2 separate regions of the Mus musculus genome follow, and region 2 is linked to region 1. Evidence: chromatin loops called from intact Hi-C (ENCODE). Cell type or tissue: left cerebral cortex. All regions are shown on one strand. Links, peaks and the distances in the headings refer to the core of each region. The heading gives the core; the rest is flanking DNA.

Region 1 (11,449 bases), core at 1,183-9,182:
GAGAAGCACTTGAAAAAATGTTCAACGTCCTTAATCATCAGGGAAATGCAAATCAAAACAACCCTGAGATTCTACCTCACACCAGTCAGAATGGCTAAGATCAAAAACTCAGGTGACAGCAGATGCTGGCGAGTATATGGAGAAAGAGGAACACTCCTGGTGGGATTGCAAGCTTGTACAACCACTCTGGAAGATAGTCTGGAGGTTCCTCAGAAAACTGGACATAATACTACCGGAAGATCCAGCAATACCTCTCCTGAGCATATATCCAGAAGATGCCCCAACCGGTAAGGACACATGCTCCACTATGTTCATAGCATCCTTATTTATATTAGCCAGAAGCTGGAAAGAGCCCAGATGCCCCTCAACAGAAGAATGGATACAGAAAATATGGTACATTTACACAATGGAATACTACTCAGCTATTAAAAACAATGGATTTATGAAATTCTTGGACAAATGGATGGATCTGGAGGATATCATCCTTAGTGAGGTAACCCAATCACAAAAGAAGTCATTAGATATGCACTCACTGATGAGTGGATATTAGCCCAGAAACATAGAACACCCAAGATACAATTTGCAAAACACAAGAAAATCAAGAAGAGGGAAGACTAATGGATGGATACTTCATTCCTCCTTAGAATAGGGAACAAAATACCCATGAAAGGAGTTACAAAGTTTGGAGCTAAGACAAAAGGATGGACAATCCAGAGACTACCCACCCGGTGATCCATCCCATAATCAGCCACCAAACCCAGACACTATTGCATATGCCAGCAAGATTTTGCTGAAGGGACCCTGTTATAGCTGTCTCTTGTGAGGCTATGCCAGTGCCTGGCAAATATAGAAGTGAATGCTCACAGTCATCTAGATGGAACACAGGGCCCCCAATGGAGAAGCTAGAGAAAGCACCCAAGGAGCTGAAGGGGTCTGCAACTCTATAGGTAGAATAACAATATGAACTTATGAACTAACCAGTATCCCCAGAGCTTGTGTCTCTAGCTGCATATGTAGCAGAAGATGGCCTAGTTGGACATCACAGGGAAGAGAGGCCCTTGGTATTGCAAACTTTATATGCCTCAGTACAGGGGAATGCCAGGGCCAAGAAGTGGGAGTGGGTGGGTAGGGGAACAGGGCAGGGGGGAGGGTATGGGGGACTTTTGAGATAGCATTTGAAGTGTATATTAAGAAAATATCTAATAAAAAAAAAGAAAAGAAATCTTGTAGATTTTTTCTAACAACCTGGCAAATACCCACATTAAAATGCTGGGTGTGGACTGAGGGAGATCACAAAATAGTATTTATAATATAATCGCAACCTATAAAAACATATGTTTTAAGTCAAAGAACAAGAATTAATACAGCAGCAGCAAAAAAATTAACAGTGAATTGTATCCAACAGACCCATAGATGACTTTTTTATTTCCTTCTATTATTCTTTTTTTTTTGTATTTTCTATAGTGGACATGTCTCACCTATATAATAAGAAAAAAAATCTTTTTTTTTTTTTTGCATAGGCCAGCCTTGACTTTGCAATCCCCTTCCTCAGTCTCCAAAGTAACTGTAATTACAGGCCTATGCCCTAAAGCCCATTTAAAAAAAATTAATTCTTTTAAAAATCTGGGTTGGTCCCAGCACTTGGGAGGCGGAGGCAGGGAAATTTCTGAGTTCGAGGCCAGCCTGGTAGCCTGGTCTACAGAGTGAGTTCCAGGACAGCCAGGGTTGTACAGAGAAACCCTGTTTCAAAAAACCAAAAAAAAAAAAAAAATCTGGGTTGGGCCGATGAAATACCTCACTAGGTGGTACTTGTCACCAAGCCTGACAACCTGAGTTTATTCCTGGTCTTACATGGTGCAAGGAGAAAATTGACTCCTCCAAGTTGTCTTGTGATCTCCACATTCATAACATGCTATGTACACACAAGTGCCACCCCCCACGCACCCACACTCACACTTTAAAATCTAACTTTCAGGAACTAGGGAGATGGCTCAGCTTGCTATGAAAGTAAGAGGGCCTGAGTTCAAATCCCCAAAACTACCATAAAACTGAGCATGGCCATAAATGCTTGCAACACTAGCAATGAGGGCAAACAGACAAATGTATCTCTGGAGCTTGCTAGCCAGCTAGCCTAAGCCAAGCTCCAGGTTTGGCATGAAAGATAAGGTGGAGAGCAGTAAAGAAAGCTACCTGATAGCTCCTCAAGCGTATGTGCACACATGGATGCATATACACATACATACTCACAGGAGTGTGCTCTCCCACAAGTGTAACTTTTAGGCTGGGGAGAAGGCTCAGTGAGTAAAGTGTTTACTAGGCAAACATGAGGACTTTAGTTCAATCTCCAGAACATATGTAAGAAAGATTCAAGTCCATATAATCCCAGTGGTAGGGAGAGAAATGGGAAAATCCCTGCGGCTATCTGGCCCACCTGCCTAGGCTACTTATAAAGTACCAGGCCACGGGGAGACCCTAGCTAAAAAAAAAAAAAAAACCAACAAGATGGCTGGTTCCTGAGGACTGAGGCCTGGAAGCCTGAGGCTGACCTCTGGCTTCCATACATGTGTACACACCCGGATACAGAAACCCGCACAAGTAGAAGAAAAATTTGAACTTTCAGACTTGGGTACAGACAAAATAATTTATGGAATGTCAGTTATGGAGTCTGACACAGGGTAAGAAGTTAGGAAACATTCATTCCTGTTGTGTTTTCAGATTTCTACACTGTGAGCAAAAGCCCTTTTAAAGAGATATCATACACACTTCCAAACTAAGGGCCATAGTGAAATAAGTTTTTTTCATTATGACTTGCTTATTTATTCAAAACTGTACTAAATATCTACTGCATATTTAGCACTAGAAATACTAAAAAGAAACAGAAAAGGTATCTCTACCTCTAGGAAGTAACAGACATATGTGCAACTATAAGATTAAATAATTTTTTTTTAATTTTTTTGATATTTTGAGGCAAGAGCTTTCCACTGAATTATATCCCAAGCTCTTTACATTATTATTATTATTATTATTATTATTATTATTATTATTGAGACAGAATCGTGCTAAGTTGCCATGCTGGCCTTGAACTGGCTCAGGCAGGCCTTGAACATGAGACCCACTGACCCCACCCTTACTTTGTTTTTGAGTATAACAGGAACAGCTCCTTTAAAAATTGACAACTTAACATTCTAGAACTTATATAGTAAGAGAATGGTCCCGAATACTGTTTTTTATTAAACTCCAGTATACAAATTCCCTCAGTAATAGGATAATATTTTGATTTTTATTATATACACTAATCTCACTGGAAACCTGGGTGACAGACAGGTGCATTTGTCCTGTTGTTTTACCCTACGTCTTTTAATTTTAATGTAGTTAGACAGTCCTGCAGACGGCACAGAAATAAAATATTTTTCTGGTTCTGCATCCATTTATAGAATGCAAGCAAACTGCTTTACAGCTATGAAAGAGGTATTGATTTGTAAGTGAGGCTCACAGAAGCAAAAGCAACTTTGGCCAAGGCCACTGATAGTAAGTTACAAAGAAATCCATGTTCTTAAACTCAGATATCTCAAAAATGCAGTGCTGCCTCCCCCAAAGCCAGGATACGAGGGAAAACACAACCATACAACTGATAATTTCTTTGTAGCTAGAACGCAGCTAGAAAATCAAATACGTATGCATATATATACATATATATGTATATTCATGTACATACACAAAGTACAATAAATATACATAGGGAAACAGAGAGAAACCACAGACCACTGTCAGCTAGGACCTAGTTGTTGGGCAAGGAGCGATAGAAAAACCTAGGTCTAGTAAATTGACGGAGGGGCTAGTTTCTGAGCAGTAGGTAGAAAACAGGGCTGAGAGGAGGAGAGAGCAAGTGAAAACAACACACCTGGCCAATGCTCCCTGACCAGCCTGGCCTGCCCTTCTTACCTGCCGTGAAACCAGTCCTGGCACATGTCACACTCGATCATGAAGCGGGTCACATCATAAGGCAGTCGACAGAGGCAATACACAGGCACCGAGGCCATCTTCACAGGGGGTTGGATCGTTTTGCGCCGTGCCAGTTTTGAAGCTTTACTGGGTCTGAAGGCAGCAACAAGCGCCTTCTCTAGACGATGGCTAGACACAAACAACACTTCTTTACCAAGTGACTCCTCCGGCCCCGGGTTTCCAAATCGTTCCGTGTCTCCGCCCCCACCCCACCCCCTGGGTACCAACCTCCAGTTCTGAAAAAGGGAGTAACCGAGCCAGGACTCAACACAGCTGGTGAGAGTGCAGGAGTTAAGTGGAGAAAGTCCACCCACCCTTCAGGATTTCTTTCACTTGGAAAGAACAGCAAGAACGTTCTGCTATCTGCTCTGCCCTGCCTTCCAAACGCCTCCCCCAGACCCCTACCTTCTTTGGCCCTGAAGTCAGTGACAACTTCTTTCCGGGTTTCATGTAAATATCTGAAAGCTTTCGGGAAGCTTATTTAATCCCTCACTGAACCCCCTCTCTTCACTGCCCTCTTGCTTCCCAGGACTCTCAGCTCCCTTTATTATGACGCAAACCGCGGCATAAAGGATGAGGCTGGGAAGAGGGAAGCTGAGGGAGAGACCAGAGACCCTGTCTAGCCCCCCAAAATAGGAAGAAGCAGAGATGCGGAAATCCCTGAAGGTCTCCGCAGGTTATTCCGAATTACGCCCCCCCACCCCACCCCCCAAAGCCTTCGGGAACAAGACAAACAAGACTAGGCACCCAACTCAAATCACAGTCCTGGGATCGCGTTGGGAGAGTTTAAATGATCCTTTTCGTCATTCTCAGTATCATTCCCTCCCGAGCAGTAAGGAGTCTCATTCTGCTCCAAAATGAAATAAACCGCAATTTCGTCCTCCACTCCAAAGCTGACAGGGAGCTCATCTCCCCCCCTGACACTGAAAAGGATCTCTTCGAAGCCCCAGGAAACCCACTAGAATCTCCTCGCCGCCGCGAAACTAAGCGAAGAATTTGTTTTCCCCTCCACAGCTCCAAATGGCAGGCATTGCCTTGCAATCCCCTCCGACCGCCGAGGGTTCGGCTGGACCCCTCACCTGACAGACGTCTCGTCTTAAATTAGAACGCAGCTTGCTTGCAGCCCCCAAAACTTACGAGGAGCTCTCTACGCCTCCCCACACACACACTGACAGGAACCTTTTTTATGCCCCAAACCTGATAAAAAATGTCCACGGTCCCAAACGCTACAGAGCTCTCTTCATGCCCGAGGCTGCAGGGGGCAAGTCCTCAGGGAACAGAGCTCAGCCCCAGAGACTCGCCTGCCGCTGGGCTCGCTCCGGGGCAACCCAGCTCTGCGCTAAGCACAGGCTGGCCGGGCAGTTCCGGCCCGAGGCGGCGCGCGCTGAATGCTGGGATTGCCGCTGCCAAACTGTGAAGCTGACTTGCCTTCTCCTAGAAACCACATGCCGCGTCACGCAGTGCCCGGGCTCTGACGGGGCTTTCGGGCAGTGTCCACCTCAGCCCTCCCACCGTCTGGCCCTCAGAGCCTTCTAGAGACCGAGGTCTCAGCCGGGGCTGGGGGTCGGGGTCGGGGCCGCCGGGCGCACTGGCAAGTGGCTTTGTCGCTGCCCCCTTCGCGAGACAGGCTTGCGGCGGCTGGAGAAAGACCGCCGGAGAGGTCGCCGGGAGAAGCCACTCTCGGGGGGTTGTAGGAGATTCAAAGCAATCAATAAAGTTTATTCAAAATCGCGAGGCAGTTGAGGCGGAGAGGGGTGGAGAGATATGGTAAACAGCTACCATATTGAGAGTGGCGGCGTTCTGGGAAAGAGACGAGCCCGCCGCCATCTTACGAGGCTCGGGCACGGGAGGTGAAGGTGGAGCCCGGCACGTCAAGCCGGCGGCTCTTGCGTGACGTCATGGGGCGGGGCGACACCTTGAGGGAGCCTAGGATGTTGCGCCTCGTCTAGGTGGCCCAATGGCGCATAAGACCTTGAGCTGATAGGCGGAGGAGCCGCCATCTTAGGCGAGGCGGTAGTTTGGCTCCATTTTGAGTGGGGCCTGGAGCGTAAGTCTTCCGTAACCCCGGGTAAACACGGAGTTGGAAAAAAAAAAGCCAAACCCGCACCTTCCTCCGCCCGCCCCCCTAGCACTCGCCGCCCCTCGCTAGTCTCCTCCTCCGAGAGGAGGTGAGGTCCGTGGCTCCGGGCGGCAGAAGTGTTACATAGGGCTGCGGGGGCGGGTTTCAGCCTTGGGGGATAGGCTCCTGTCCATTGAGCCCTGATAGTGGACGAGGTCCTTTTCCCACGGTTGGAGTTATCATTTAATCTTTCACTCTGTGAGAGGAAAAAAACTGCGATTATCACCAAATGAAGAAACAGGTTTAGAGAAGGAAAGTGATCTGAGAGCCTGGGAATTAAAAAAAACAAAATAAAACAAAAAAACCTCTTTCCCCCAGCAGGCTCTTCCCAGGGTCTCTGTCATGAACCATGCAGGTTCAATTCCATGAGAAGCAAAAATCAGTTCACGGCTTTCCATATATCTGTACCAGGATTTTCTGACTGCTTTAAGGTGGCACTGTTTGATTTTGTTTTTTCTTCAGACATTAATGAAATATCCCTAGTTCTCTTGCTGTATCACTTTCTTGCAGGATCTCATTACTTTATAGAATAAACTGTATTAAAAGTTGTTTTCTGGAACTGGAGAGATGGCTCAGAGGTTAGAAGCACTGGCTGCTCTTCCAGAGGACCTAGTTCAATTCCCAACACCCACATGGCAGCTCACAGCTGTCTGTAACAGGGGGCCTGGCACCCTCACATAAGACACACATGCAGGTAAAACACCAAAGCACATAACATAAAAATAAAGAAATTTTAGAAAAAAATATTTTCTTACCAAAAGAGGAAGAGTGGCGTGGAAAAAAAGAATATGTGTAAAACAGTTTTCTGGCAAACATATACAGGGACAAAAGTGTCCTTGTCAGAGAAAAATAATTTCCCTCTTCTTGTTTCCTCATTTCTCCTTTCCTTTCCACCTCAGCCTCGGCTTCTTGAGTGCTGTGATTATTATCTGGTGGAGAACTCTTTAAAAACCATCTGAGAGAATGGGGCAAGAGAGTGACAACTTTAACAAGAAAGGAAAAAGGGAGGAAAGAAAATGAAGAGTAAAATAAGCTAAGCCTCATGGGCTGCTTGCTGTTGTAAGCTATGCTGCAGGGAGTCTAAGAGGATATATAAAGATTTGCTAAGGCCCTCAATACAGCTCAGTTGGTAGGATATTGCTTAGCATCCACAAACCCCCAGTGTTCAATTCTCAGAACTGCATAAGCCTTGGGTGGTAGCCCATGTACTCAGGAGGTCCCAAAGTTCAAAGTCATCCTTATTTACAAAAGTTCTAGGCCAGCCTGGGATACATGAAATCACAGCTCAAAAACAAAGTTTAATACTACTGTATACAAAAATAAGGTTCATGAACAATGGTGGCATAGGCCTTTAATCCCAGCAGTCTGGAGGAAGAGGCAGGCAGTTATCTGTGAGTCCAAGGCCACCCTGGTGTACAGAGGGAGTTCCAGGACAGCCAGGGCTGAACACAGAGAAATCCTGTCTCGAAAAAACAAAAAAACAAAAACAACGACAAAAATTGAGGTGCACAAATGCATGGAGGCGCATGGGGAGTCATACTGTAAGAAGTTAAATCAAGAGCTATTATAGTACAAAATGCAAGAGTTTAGATTTTATCTTTTAAGGAATAAGAAACTACTGAAAATTTTAAAATGGGGGAGGGACCACAACTGCCTGAGAGTATATATGGGAACCACATGTGTGCAGGACTGTATAAAGGTAAGAAGAGGGTTCTGGATCCCACAGAACTAAAGTTAGAGGAGGAGATATGAACTACTGCCTTAGGGTTTTACTGCTGTGACCAGACACCACGACCAAGGCAACTCTTATAAGAACAACATTTAATTGAGGCTGGCTTACAGGTTCATAAGGCTCAGTTCATTATCATTAAGGCAGGAACATGGAAGCATCCAGGCAGGCATGGTTCAGGAGGAGCTGAGAGTTCTACATCTTCATCTGAAGGCTGCTAGTGGAAGACTCACTTCCAAGCAGCTAGGGTGAGGATCTCAAGCCCACGCCCACAAGGACACACCTACTCCAACAAGGCCACACCTTCTAATGCAGCCACTCCCTGGGCCAAGTGTATACAAACCATCACAACTGCCTTGGGTCATGGGAACTGAACCCAAACTCTCTGCAAGAGTTGTAAGCACTCTTAACTACTGAGTTATCTCTCTAGTAACTGAACTGTCTTTGCACCTTAGCCAGAGTAGTGTGCAATTTTATTAGGACCTGAAACATATTTTGAGATGTTATAGATCAGTTAATACTAAAGTTGGCTTCAAAGACATGCAATGCAGTAAGAATATTTTTAGAGATAATTTCAGTGCTACATATGAATGTCCTAGCTAAACAAACTAAATATAACCCCAAATGAACTTATTAGGTGAACCTCAAATTTTTGTTTTGTTTTGTCTTGTTTTGGTTCTTTCGAGACAGGGTCTCACTATGTAGTTCTAGTTGTCTTGGAACTCACTATCACTATGTAGACCAGGCTGGCCTTGAACTCATGTAGATCTGAATGCCTTTGCCTCTGGAGTTCTGGGATTAAAGGCATGGGCCACTATGCTTGAATGAACCTCAAATTTTTCTAAGGTTTCTCTAATACCCACTAACATAAAGAAAACTATGATGAGGCTCACAGTGGAAATGAACAGTTTGACTAAACTGCAGACTTTATAAAACACATAGCCATGTGACAGCATAGCAAGATGACAATACTTGCAGCTTAAGCCTTTTAACTTTACAAAGAATCAGGGATGGGGACTGGAGGAAAAAAAAAGAAGAAAAGATATCAAGATAGTGAGTGGGGCCAGAAAATAGTTTGGTAATCTGGATATTTTGGAGGCTGAATCAGACCTTTAGGAGTAATTGAAAGCTGAAGTGAATGAGGAAAAGAGATAGGAGTTCATTTCTGAGTTTAGCCTCAGAATGAGTGCATGGATGGTACCACTGACTAAGCCAGGGTATACAGAAAAAAACAGGTTTTGTAGAGACAAATAAAATGTAGTTTTAAATTGGAGTATGTTAAGGGCAGTGGTGGTGCACGCCTTTAATTCCAGCACTTGGGAGGCAGAGGCAGGTGGATTTCTGAGTTCCAGGACAGCCAGGGCTACACAGAGAAAACCTGTCTCGAAAAAAAACAAGGCATATGTATGAAACTCACTGAATCAGCATTCTCTTCTTTCTTCCTCCTTCCTTTTTAGCTCTTCTTCCATTCTTTTGTTTTGTTTTGTTTTGTTTTGTTTTGTTTTTTCCTTCTTACTCCAGCCTTGCTCACTCCGGCCCAAAGATTTATTTATTATATGTAGGTATACTGTAGCTGTCTTCAGACACACCAGAAGAGGGCATCCCACTATAGATGGTTGTGAGCACCATGTGGTTGCTGGGATTTGAACTCAGGACCTCTGGAAGAGCAGTCAGTGCTCTTAACCACTGAGCCATCTTTCCAGCCTTTGTTTTGGTTTTTGAGACAGAGTTTCACTGTATAACCAAGATGACCTCAAACTCATTATATAGCCCAGGCTAGCCTCTAACTCATGCTCCTTCTTTCCATATATTGTTGTAGGACACAGTCAACAATTCTTTTTCTTTTTCTGAGATACAGCTTCCCTGTGTAGCCCTGGCTGTTCTGGAACTTGATCTGTAGACCAAGCTGGCCTCAACCTTATTGAGATCAGCCTACTTCTGCCTGCTGAGTGCTGGGATTAATGGTGTGTACCACTTCTGCCCAGGCAAAAATTATATTAGTTTTATTTGTGTGTGAGTGCTTTGTTTTACATGAATGTCTGTGCTCATGTGTGAGCTTGGTTTCTGAAGAAGTCAGAGAAGACTGTCAGAGGCCCAGCAAGTGAAATTGAAGATGGTTGTGAACTACGTTGTGCTACTGGGAGTTGAACCCAGGTCTTGTAAGAACAGCCAGCAAGTTTTTTTTTAATTAATTAATTTATTTATTTATTTTTACTTATTCACTTTACATCCTGCTCACTGTCCCCTCCTGGTCACTGCCCCCCCCCCCACACACACAGTCCTTTGCTCTCTTTCTCCTCTGAGGGGGTGGAGCCTCTTGGTATTTCCACACCCTAGCACTTCAAGTCTCCCACTGAGGCCAGACAAGACAGCCCGACTAGAAGACATCCCACATACAGGCTACAGCTTTTGGGATAGCCTATGTTCAGGACCCACGTGAAGGCCAAGCTGCACAACTGCTACACATGAGTGGGGAGGCCTAGGTCTAGCCTGTGCATGCTCTTTGGTTGGTGGTTCAGTCTCTGAGAGCCCCCAAGGGTACAGGTTAGTTGACTCTGTTGTTCTTCCTGTGGAGTTCTATCCCTTCAGGGGCCACCTCTCCCAACAGGTCTTTATTAACCAGCACCAGGCACTGTACTAGGTGCTGAGGATGATAATGGATAATAAAATAAAGGTTCTCTCATGTCTAGTGTGCACCTGCTATTCTAGACACCAGGGATTCTGGAATGAATAAAACAGACAAAATCCATGTTCTTGTGACTCACATTCCAGTAAGGGAGACAGATAATACAGTCAAATAAGATAATTCCTAAGTGTAATGAATGCTATCAGGAAAACAGGACAAGTTACAAAATAGAGAATGATCTAGAGAAAAAGCTACTTTAGACAGTATAGACAAGGGAGGCCTCTCTGAGAAAGGGTCTTGTGAGTTTAGACCTGAATATTAAGAGCTAGCTAGGGATAAAATAGAAACAAAAGTGTAAAAGCCCTAAAACGGTAGTGGAAGGAGCTGGTGTGGTATAGGTAAGGATTAGAATAGAATCTGTAGACATGAATTAGAAACTATACATAGACTCTCCAGAAGTATACAACATAGTGAATACAGTAAGGTAACACTAACAAAATAAAGGGTGAAATATGGCAAAGCCTAAATGGGAACAACTGTGTGATGACAAAGGCCACAGTTAACCTACAGAGGTATGCAATTCCTCATCCCAGAAAAATTCTCTGCATTGTTCTTGAGACATGAAAAAGAGAAGCTAAAAGATATGGTGAAATGCTGAATTTCAAGAAACTAAATCCAAGGCAAGTCTGAGTTGCTAACAAAGGACTCCTGACACTGTCAAGGAAGGGAATCAGCCTGCTGTTGCCCTGGAAGTGTGTCATCTGGCCACTCTCAAAAAATAGTATGTGATCTGAATTGGCTCCCATAGCCCAAGCTTGTTCTGGAAACCTTCCTCCCACAATACATGTCCACTTAATACTTCTAAGCATTTAATTAGACAGATAATTGAATGCATTCAATCAGATAGCTACTGACAACCTGGGTGACTCATACCCTGCTAGAGAGAATCCCAGAAAGGCTCTTTCCAATTCAT
Region 2 (11,449 bases), core at 2,127-10,126, 390 kb after region 1:
CCCTGGTTGCTTTTGGGAAAATTTTTCTGGCCATACTGTAGCAGCCTTTGTCAGCTCCCCCCCCCCACCCTTTTTACTATAAGGCTGGGGCTTTTGGTTCTCAGGGCTGACTCACCCCTTATGTACCTAAGAACTAAGTCTTAATTGGTTCAAGCCAGTTAGGTCTCTGTGTGTATTCTAGAAATCCCAAACACTATGGATACATAAGATCAATGTCTCTTTAGCCTGTTATTTGTCTTCTTCACTCTTTCATCCTTTAAGAAATATATATATACGTGGGCGCAAGGGATGGATCAACAGTTAAGAGCACTACATGTTCTTCAAAGGAACGGAATTTGATTCTCAGCACCCACATGGCAGCTCATAACCCTCTGTAACTTCATCTCCAGGAGATCTGACACTTTCTTCTGGTCTCTGTGAGTATACACATGGTACACATAAACACAGGCAGGCAAACATTTATATACATAATATAATGAAATAAATTTTAAAAATTTAAATATATAGAAATGGACTGCAGAGATGTCTTGGTAGTTAAACTGGTTGCTTTATAAACAAGAAGACTGAAATTTTAGCTCTCCAGAAACCCACATAAATATGTGCGGGCTTGGTGCCCCACCTGTGATGCCAACCTTGGAAGATGGAGACAGGGAACTCCCAAAGCAAGCTTGCCAGAGACTAGACATTTTAGTGAGCTCTGAGTTTGACTGGGAGACTCAGTAAATGGTTAAGGTGGGAAGATGTTGAAGGATGAGTCTTGACATTGACCTTGGGCCTCTACATGCACTCTCACATGTGCAACATACATACATACATACACACACACACACACACACACACATTTTATCTGATTTTTCCCAAGACTTTTCTCTCCTTTGTTCAAATTAAGTTTTTAGTTGGTGTGATGGTTTGTATATGTTTGGCTCAGGGAGTGGCACTATTAGGAGATGTGGCCTTGGAGTAGGTGTGCCACTGTGGGAATGGGCTTAAAACCCTTACTCTAGCTGCCTGGAAGTCAGTCTTCCACTAGTAGCCTTCAGATGAAGATGTAAAACTCTCAGCTCTGCCTAGATGCTACCATGCTCCCACCTTGATAATGGACTGAACCTCTGACCCTGTAAGCCAGCCCCAATTAAACATTGTCCTTATAAGAGTTGCTTTGGTCATGGTGTCTGTTCACAGCAGTAAAACCCTAACTAAGACAGTTGGCATACAATAATGGGCTTCATTATGGCGTCCTCACACATATATCTCAGCACATGTTGCTCATACCCACTCCCATTACCTTCCCCTATCCTCCCTCCCTGCCTCTCACTGCTCTCCAAAAAGTCCTGCTACTGCCTTTGTGTCATATACATGAACACGTGTATATACACTTAAATCTAGATCCTTCATCTGTAAGGAAATGGGATGCTTTTCTTTCTTCCCTCCATTACGCTCTTACCCTTCCCTTTAGAGCCCTTTTACCCTCTCATTATTCCTTTTCTATTTTCACATCATGTATATATACACGTATGTACATATGAATCCAGACTCTGCATAGGAGAGAAATAAGTGATATTTGTCTTTCTGGGCCTGTCTTATTTAGCTTACACAATGACTTCCAATACCACCCATTTCTCGCTAATATCGTAATCTCATTCTTCTCTGTGGATAGCTAAAACTTACATCTAGATAAATAGAGAGAGCACTCATTTTTTTATTAGATATTTTCTTTATATACATTTCAAATGCTATCCCGAAAGTTCCCTATACCCCTCCCCCTGCCCTGCTCCCCTACCCACCCACTCCTGCTTCTTGGCCCTGGCATTCCCCTGTACTGAGGCATATAAAGTTTGCAATACCAAGGGGCCTCTCTTCCCAGTGACAGCCGACTAGAGCACTCATTTTTTAAATTGTTGTTTTCCTCGTGAGCTTGTGTATGCACTCAAACACGTGCCCACAGCACAGATGTATAGGTCAGAGGACACCTTGGGGGAGTTCGTCCTCTTTTTGTACCCTGTGGCTCCAGGTGCACTATCTCAGGTCATTAATCTTGATGGCAGGGCTTCTACCTGCTGGGGCAGCTCCTGGCCCTCATTTCCTTTATCTGTTTGAGAGGCATCTGTTTCCGTACATTGGCTGTTGAGAAAGCATGGGAGTGTGAGTATCTCCATGGCCTGCTGACGCAGATTTTTCCTGGGTATAATCAGTAATTGTGTAGCTGCGTCATAAGATAGCTCTATTTGCAACTTTTTGATGAGTTCCCAAACTGAGATCCATGGTGGCTGTATCAGTTTACATTTCTACCAACAATCCATACATGTTTCTCTTGCTCCATAACCTTGCCAGCATTCATTGTTTTCTTGATGGTGGCTATCCTGACTAGAGTAAAGTGGAATCTCAATGTAGTCTTAACTTGCATTTCTTTGACAGCTAATGATGTTGAACTTTTTTTTCTTTTTTGAGAAGTTAAAAGAAAAAAAAAACACTTCTGTATCTCAAAACATGCCTTTCCCCCTTTCTGTTCTTTCCTTCTCCCTTTTTTTTAATTTTAATTTTATTGGTTATTTTATTTATTTACATTTCAAATGTTATCACCCTTTCTGGTTCCCCCTCTCGAAACCTCCTATCCCATTCCCCTCCCCTGCTTCTATGAGGGTGTTCCCCCACCCACTCCTGCCTCCCTGCCCTCAAATTCCCCTACACTGGGGCATCGAGCCTTCACAGGACCAAAGGGCCTCTCCTCCCATTGATGACTGACAAGGCCATCCTCTGCTACATATGCAGCTGGAGCCATAAGTCCTTCCATGTGTATTCTTTGGTTAGTGGTTTAGTCCCTGGGAGCTCTGGGGGTACTGGTTGGTTCATATTGTTGTTCCTCCTATGGGGCTGCAACCCATTCAGATCCTTCAGTCCTTTCTCCAACTCCTCCATTGGGGCCTCTGTGCTCAGTCCATTGGATGGCTGAGAGCATCCACTTCTGTATTTGTCAGGCTCTGGCACAGCCTCTCAGGGGACAGCTATTTTATTTGTATGAATCTTTGCCTGCACATGCCCACTATGTCCACTCCTGGGCCTACAGAGATCAAAAGATGACTTCCAATCCTCTAGATGATTGTGAGCCATACTCTGGTGCTGCACACTGAACCCAAGTCCTCTGAAAAACAAAACAAACAACTAAAAAAATGCTCTTAAGTGCAGCCATCTCTCCAGCCTCACTTTCCTTTCCTTTTTTTGTTTGTTTGGGTGGTTGGTTTTGGGGTTTTTGAGGCAAGGTTTCTTTGTGTAACCCTAGCTGTCTGTCTTGGAACTCACTCTGTTGACACGAGGCTGGCCTTGAATTTACAGAGATCTGCCTGCTTCTCCCTCCAGAATGCTAGGATTAAAATCCTGTGTCACCACCCCTTTTTTTGTATGGGTGGTGGTGGTGGATGGCTGAGTTTTGTTTGTTTGTTTTTCTCTAAATGTATCCCACAAATTAAAAGTGTAAAACACCATACCGGTATGGATTTCTGTTTTCTTTTTCTTTCATTTATCTATCTATCTTCTATCTATCTATCTATCTATCTACCTAGAATCTTGTCTTTTAGCCCATTCCTCAGCCTCCCAAGTAATAGGTGTGAGACAAGATACTACCTGTTTTCTCTCTGGTGTGCTAAGAGGAACCAGTTTATGATCTGAAGGTATCCTTGAATCAGGAGCAAAGAATACAAAAACAGGGCCAGGCATGGTGGCCAACACCTTTAATCCCAACACTCTGAAAGCAGAGATAGCAGATCTCTGTGAAATTGAGACCAACCTGGTCTACACATATCTAGCACCAGGTCAGGCAAGGTTACATAGTGAGATCCTGTCTCAAAAACCAAACAAGCCAACAAAGAGAATACAAGCCCAGAGGAGAGACGTTTAAGTCAACCACTCTGCCCCCACCTTTCTCTTACTTCCTCTGCAGGACCTCACACATGGCTGCTACAAGCACTTGCTAGCACTTCAATGACCACCTAGCCAGAGTGGGTTTCTGCTGTTTGGAAGTAAGAACATTGACAGATGCAGGGGCAGAGTCAGGAATATTCAGATTACTAAGACGTGTTCTCCACTATCAGCAGCCTGGGCTCTGTGGTTAGTCTTTCTGAAAAAAAAAAGAAAGAAAGAAAAGAGGAGGAGGGAGAAGAGAGAAAAAGAGAGAGGGAGAAAAATCCCATGGTTTATTTTATCATCAAAAATCACTTAAATGTTCCATCAATCTTGGCTGTTTCTCTAATCAACCACATAGCCACTCTAAATTAATTGAACAGCACTTCTTGGTTTGCTGGCATATTTGAGTTTACAGTTTGCTTATCACCTAGCTCTGAGGTAGATCATCTCTGTGCATTATTATTTTGTTTAAATTTGAGACAATCAGCATGCATCTCAGTCTGACTTTCAATTTGCAATCCTGCCCCAGCCCCGGGAGTACTAGGATTATAAGTGTGTACCACCATGATTTCAAAGTCAGGTTTCCAGGCTGAGACTAATAGATCGTAGCTGTGAGAACACTTTTCACTCCAGAGCTGGAGATGGAACCCAAAGCTTTGCTCATACTAGATAAACACTCCATTAACTAAGCTACAGGATCAGCCCCGGAATCTGAAACTCTTGAGTCAGCAAAGCAGATCACCCATTCAGACAATGAGCAAATATTTATTATCTAACTGCTTTAGGATAAGGCCGCAGTAGTAAACAGAGCAGAGGATCTCTGTCTTTGTACAGCTGACATTCTAAGAGATAGGAGCAGTAATCGATTCCACAAGTATTTAACTGGGACAAACAATGGAAAGAAAAAGTGCAAGGTAAGCTTGAGAATGGACAATTGGTTCCAAACTGCTCTTTAGTGTCAGGAAGGTTGGCCCTGTGAAAGGTACATTGAACATTAGACAAACGGTGGGAAGAACATTCCAGGCAGAAAAAAACACTATCTTATCAAGCTCCAGGGGTGATATGCTAGGAAAACAGAAAAAGAGAGAGAGAAGAGCAAATGAGGTCCCATATGGCAGGCACCATTAGCAGCTCTGTAGACCAGCCCTGCTTTTAAACACATTTTTCATTGTGACAAGATACACATAACATAAAATTTGCCTGGTTTGTGGCACTGGGGATTAAACCCAGGACCTTAAGTCTGCTGACCTAAGGCTTTACTGCTGAGCTCACCTCCTGCACTTTAAAGAATCCAGAGGAGCCAAGCGTAGTGGATCACGCCTGACATCCCCGGCATTCAGGAGACTGAGGCAGATGAACTGCCAGAGTTAGAGCTCACACATAGTGAGCCCCATACCAATGTGAAACCTTGTTTAAAGGCTCTCAAGCAATCATTTCTAGATTACTAATACAATATAAATGCTGTATTGCTAAGCTGTTTTTACTTTCTACCTTAAAAAATAAGTATGTTTTTATTATAGAAAATTTGAAAATTACGAGCATATAAGAGAGGAAAAGGAGTGTGATGCACTACTACAAAACAACCCAGGTTCAAGTTTGGTGTCTAGCGTTCCAGTCTGCCTTCTACACATATGGACACATTTTCATATAATTTTATGTATTCTATTTTTAAATAAAAAGTTTGCTTTAGATGATTTTTGCAAACTTTTCCATGCAATTCACAACTTACAAGTTTTAAATGTTGTCTTAGTAGCCCATTTTACATACAAAATAATTAATTTTATTTTTAAAAATTGTATGTGTCAATTATTCATCTTATTTCCTACTTAAAAACGTTTCATACAGTGCATTTTGGTCCAATTCCCCATGCCCCTCCGCCCCGCCCCTCCCCCCCCCCCCCCCCCCCCGTCAACTTCTCACAGATCTCTCCGTACCCAACCACTTCATATTCATTCTCTCTTTTTCACTCTCTTTTTTATTTTTTCTCTTTAAAATGTAAAATCGGGTTGGAAAGATGGCTCAGCAGTTAAAAGCACTGTCTGTTTTCCCAGAGGTCTGGAGATCAATTCCCAATAACTACGCGGTGACTCACAACCATCTATACTGGGATCTGATGCCCTCTTCTGGCGTGTAAGTGTACATGCAGATAGAGCACTCATCTACCAAAATTAAGTCTAAAAAAAATAAATAAATAAAACCAAAGAAAATAAAAAGTAAAAGCACACACACACCAAAATAAAACAAACAAAACCGTCGGGCGTGGTGGCGCATGCCTTTAATCCCAGCACTTGGAAAGCAAAGGCAGGCGAATTTCTGAGTTCGAGGCCAGCCTGGTCTACAGAGTGAGTTCCAGGACAGCCAGGGCTATACAGAGAAACCCTGTCTCAGAAAAACCAACCAACCAACCAAACAAACAAACAAAACCAACAAAAATAACACACAAGTAAAACGCCATGGAGTGTGGTTTGTGTTGACTATTCCTTGCATGTAACCTGCTTTGGAGTGTGGTTGAAGTATCCCGTGTCAACTCTCAAAAAAAGAAAAAAGAAAGAAAGAAAGAAAAGAAAAGAAAAAAGAAAAAAAAGAAAAACTGATTTTATTTTCTCCTTTACATCAGCTATCAATTGCAAATGGCTTCTTAGCAAGGATGAGGCTTTGTATCCATTTCTACTTCTCTATGCTAGGATTTTTTTTTCAAGTTTGAACTTGTCAGGTCAACATATTTATACATACTGCCACAATTTCTGTAAGTTCATAGGTGCATATGTGTTTTGATAAAGACATCCCATTTAGGACTGGGTGATAAAACGGTCTCACTCTCTATGTTATACAGTTGTGGGTCTTTGTGTTAATTGCTATCTACTGCAAGAAGTATTTTCCTTGATGGGAGCTGAGTGATGTACTAATCTATAGTTATAGCAATATGTCATTAGAAGTATTCCTATGTTCATTCAGAAGAACAAAGTAAGTTTTTCCCCAAAGCCAATGGCCTATCTAGTCTCAGGTTCTTGTTCTCATTGACAGTGTCAAGTATGGTTCCATTTTATGAAGTGATCCATCTCTTAAAAATATTTTATAAGGGGCTGGAGAGATGGCTCAGCAGTTAAGAGCACTGACTGCTCTTCCAGAGATCCTGAGTTCAATTCCCAGCAACCACATGGTGGCTCACAACCATCTGTAATGAGATCTGATGCCCTCTTCTGGTGTGTCTGAAGACAGCTACAGTGTACTCACATACATAAAATAAATAAAATTTTAAAAAAATATTTTATAAACACTTTATATATTATATAATTATATAGGACAAAACTACAGCTTACTGACTGGGAAAAGATCTTCACTAACCCTTGATCCAACAGAGGGCTAATATCCAAAATATATAAAGAACCCAAGAAGTTAGACTTCAAAAAACCAAATAATCCAATCAAAAATGGGGTACAGAACTAAACAGAGAATTCTCAACAGAGGAATCTCTAATAGCCGAGAAACACTTAAAGAAACATTCAACATACTTTGTCACCAGGGAAATGCAAATCAAAACGACCCTGAGATTCCACCTTACACCAATCAGAATGGCTAAGATCAAAAACTCAGGTGACAGCATGTGTTGTTGAGGATGTGGAGAAAGGGAAACTCTCCTCCCTTGCTGGTGGGATTGCAAGCTGGTACAACCACTCTGGAAATCAATTTGGGGTTTTCTTAGAAAATTGGAAATAGTTCTATCTGAAGACCCAGCTATACCACTCCTGGGCATACACCCAGAAGATGCTCCACCATACCACAAGGACATGTTCATAGCAGCCTTATTTATAATAGCCAGAAACTGGTATCCCTCAACCAAAGAATGGAAACAGAAAATATGGTATATTTACACAATGGAATACTATTCATCTATTAAACACAAGGACATCATAAATTTCTCAGGGAAATGGATGAACTAGAAAATATCATTCTGAGGTAACCTAGGCCCAAAAGGATATGCATGGTATGTACTTACTGATATATGGATATTAGCCAGAATATTCAGAATAACCATGATACAACTCACAGACACAAAGAAGTTAAACAGAAGGAAGGCCCAAGTGAAAATGTTTGAATCCCCCTTAGAAGGGAGAACAAAATAATCATGAGAGATAGAGGGAGGGAAGGAGCTGGGTGGGAGAGGGGAGGGCAAGGGGAATAGAGGGAGCAGAATCAGGCATGGGGAGGGGCCCAGAGTGCCAAGAAAATGAATGAAAATTTTCAGCTGCCGGGGAGGGGGTGGGGAATGGGGTGAGGGTATTCTCTAGGAAGTTCCAGAGCCTGGGGTGAAGTAGGCTCCCAGGAGTCAATGGAGATGATTTTAGCTGAAATGCCCAACAGTAGAAATATGGAACCAATAGCCACACAGGACCCCTAGTGGAGGGATAAGGAAAACCACCCACTCACAAAACTTTCAACCCCAAATTGGTTCTGTCTAAAAGAAGTGCAGGGACAAAGATGGAGCAGAGACGGAAGGAATGGCGGACCAGTGACTGGCCCAACTTGGGGTCCATTCTATAGGTGGACACCAATCCCTTGACACTATTACTGATGCCATGTTGTGCTTGCAGACAGGACTCTAGCATGGCTGTCCTCTGAGAGGCTCTACCAGCAGCTGACTGAGACAGATGCAGATACTTATAGCCAAACATTGGACTGAGCTAGGGGATTCCTATGGAAGAGTTAGGGGAAGGATTGAAGGGGCTGAAGAGGATTGCAACCCCATAGGAAGACCAACAGTGTCAACTAACCTGCACCCATGGGAGCTCCCAGAGGTTAGGCCAGCAAGCAAAGAGCATACAGGGGCTAATCAGAGGCCGTGGCACATATGTAGCAGAGGGCTGCCTTGTCTGGCCTCAGTGGGAGAGGATGCATCTAACCCTTGATGCACCAAGACTGGGGGATACCAGAGGTGGGGGCTACCCACTCAGAGGCAAAGGGGAGGGGAGGGGCAGCATTTGTGATATAAATAAATAAATAATTTTAATAAATATTTCACATATTATGTAATTGAATATTACATACATAAAATCTACTTTATATTTTATATGTGATTATATACATAATTGTGCATAATTGTATATAATTATGTGATTACATATAATTTATATATGTAATTGTATATAATATAACATATCATATAGAAAATATATCTATATTAAGATAAAGCACACTTATTACATCAGAGTTGGACAAAACAAACTAACAGAGGGAAAAGAGAAAAAGAGAAGACACAAGAATCAAGATATCCACTAATTTACACACTCAGGAATCCCATAAAAATACTAAACTGGGGGCTCCCAGAAACTGAGCTACGACCAAAAGAGCATACATGGGCTACTCTAGGCTGAAAAGCTTAATATATACTCAGAGGTGTCTTGTGTGTGTTGCTTCAGTCTCTGTGAGCTTTGTTCATATTCACTTTCTCCCGCTGATTCAGATGGCCTTGTCTTCCTTGCATCCTCCATTCCCTCTGGCTCTTATACTCTTTCCACGTTCTTTTCCACAGGTTTCCCTGAGCCCTGAGGAAGGGATTTGATGGAGACATCCATTTAGGACTGAATGTTCCAAGGTCTTTATTTCTGTGTAATGTCTGGCTGTGGGTCTCTGTATTTGTTCTCATTTGTGCAGGAGGAAGCTTCTCTAATGATGGCTGAATAAGGCACTGATCTAAGAATATTGCAGAATGTCACTAAAAGTCATTTTATTACTACTTTTTTGTTGCGCGCGCTCAACTGGCCAGGAAGAACGATGCTGCAACAGGATCCTTCTGCACACGTTTATTCAGTCCTGTTTCTTCTTGTTTATATCTCTCTTGTTTATATCTCTCTTGTTTTTATATCTCCCCTGAACCCTGGGCCTCTCACTCTTTTATACTCTCAGTTCCCATCCACGCACAGCAGGCCACGCCACCTCACCAGGCACGCAGCTTCAGCTAATCAGGGCAGCAGGGGCATATCTCCATCAAAATGGATTCACCAGTATCCTGGTACACCTGCGCAGCACTCAAGATGTTTGTGTCTTATATGAGGAAGTCAGGTGCAAGTCATATGACTTAGCTACAGTCTCTGGCGCCTTTAGGACTGCCGCCACACCTGCTCCTAACACTTTTTTTTCCAGAAAAATGTTATTTGGTTTTATGCTAGGTCCCTGGGATATCTAGTCTTTGGATCTTGGTCACTCGAGCAGTGATATTGGTTGGTTACTCTCACAAACTTTGTGCCACCATTGGTCTAGCATATCTTGCATGCATACCACTATTGCAGATGATGAAAGGGGCTATGGCTGGCTTGGTGTTTACTCTTTTGGTTGCATGCTGAGTACCTTCCTATACAAAAATTCTAGAATGTAGAGATGATGGCTCTACATAGGCACCAGTGAATCATCTCCATGCTCAATGGGGTGTGTAGGTGTTGTGTTGCCTTCAGCAATAGGGCCTTGCTGTCAGTTTGTGTTTTTGTCAGAAGTATGGGTTGTTTAGGGATTCTCATGGAACCCTTTTGGCCAACAAAACAGATATAACTCAATCCTGGTACTGGAAGCTTCATTTGGTGATAAGAGACGGCCAGCTGAAGCTCTGTCTTCCCCCCATTTTTGGTGATTTAATTTAGATCAGCCTCATATATGTATATATTTTAGGTGGTTTCTACTGTATTATGTTTCTGTACTACTCCTCAAATGATGCATAATTTTAGCTGTCTCTCCCTATATTCCCTCACTTGTCCCCTTCTTCCTTTCCCACCTCTCCCCACATGATCCTCCCCATTGCTGCTCCCCTACCCATCCATAACTACCTATTCTATTTTCCCCTTTTGTAACAGGATCTATCTGTACTCCCAATCCCTTATTCTATACTTTCTCCTTGTGGTTCTATGGATTGCACAGTTATCATTTATGTAAAAGCTAATATCCACACATAAGTAAATATATACTATATCTGTCTTTCTTGGTCTCAGATACCTCACTCAGTATGATTTTATTTTCTAGTTACATCCACATACCTATGAATTTCATGATGCCATTTTTTTTTTTTTTTTTTTTTTGGTTTTTCGAGACAGAGTTTCTCTGTATAGCCTTGGCTGTCCTGGAATTCACTTTGTAGACCAGGCTGGCCTCGAACTCAGAAATCCACCTGCCTCTGCCTCCTGAGTGCTGGGATTAAAGGCGTGTGCCACCACTCCTGACTGCCATTTTTTTTTTTTAAAAAAAAGCTGAGTAACACTTCATTGTGTAAATGTACCACATTTTCTTTATCTATTCTCCTGTTGAAGGACATTTAGGCTGTCTTCAATTCTTGGTTATTATGAAGAGAACACCAATGAACATGATTGAGCAAGTGTCCTTGAGATAAGATGAAGTGATCTTTGGGCATAGTCCAAGAATTCAATAGCTGGGACTTGAAGTAGATCAATTCCTATCTTCCCGAGGAACCACCACAATGACTTCCCAGTGACTGTACAAGTTTGCGCTCACATCAGCAGTGGAGAAGTGTTCTTTCTCTGCATCCTCACCAGCATGAGCGGTCACTTTT

The links. Hi-C counts contacts between places; a loop is a spot of excess contacts. Peaks named below come from ENCODE experiments on the same cell type or tissue, not always from the same donor. Only the 100,000 strongest peaks of a DNase experiment are listed, where the experiment ranks them.
Region 2: a loop joins it to region 1, with 7 times the contacts of the local background. A loop is called at or near these places in 2 of 42 quality-filtered maps.

The regions. Positions count from the first base shown.
Region 1 is chrX:151,515,070-151,526,518 of GRCm38, reverse strand. Phf8 (PHD finger protein 8) reads right to left here and starts at 5,847. Exons shown (of 22, transcript NM_001113354.1): 1 at 5,082-5,847; 2 at 3,943-4,131. The coding sequence starts at 4,040. In left cerebral cortex, for the core only: a CTCF peak has its summit at 5,913; DNase peaks (open chromatin) are centred at 4,496, 4,943, 5,407, 5,914 and 1 more place; H3K4me3 peaks cover 3,289 bases; H3K27ac peaks cover 2,096 bases.
Region 2 is chrX:151,127,546-151,138,994 of GRCm38, reverse strand. No RefSeq gene overlaps it. Among named protein-coding and RNA genes, the nearest start is that of Tsr2, 37 kb to the right of the region's middle. In left cerebral cortex, for the core only: CTCF peaks have their summits at 6,021 (motif pointing left) and 8,324; a DNase peak (open chromatin) is centred at 6,008.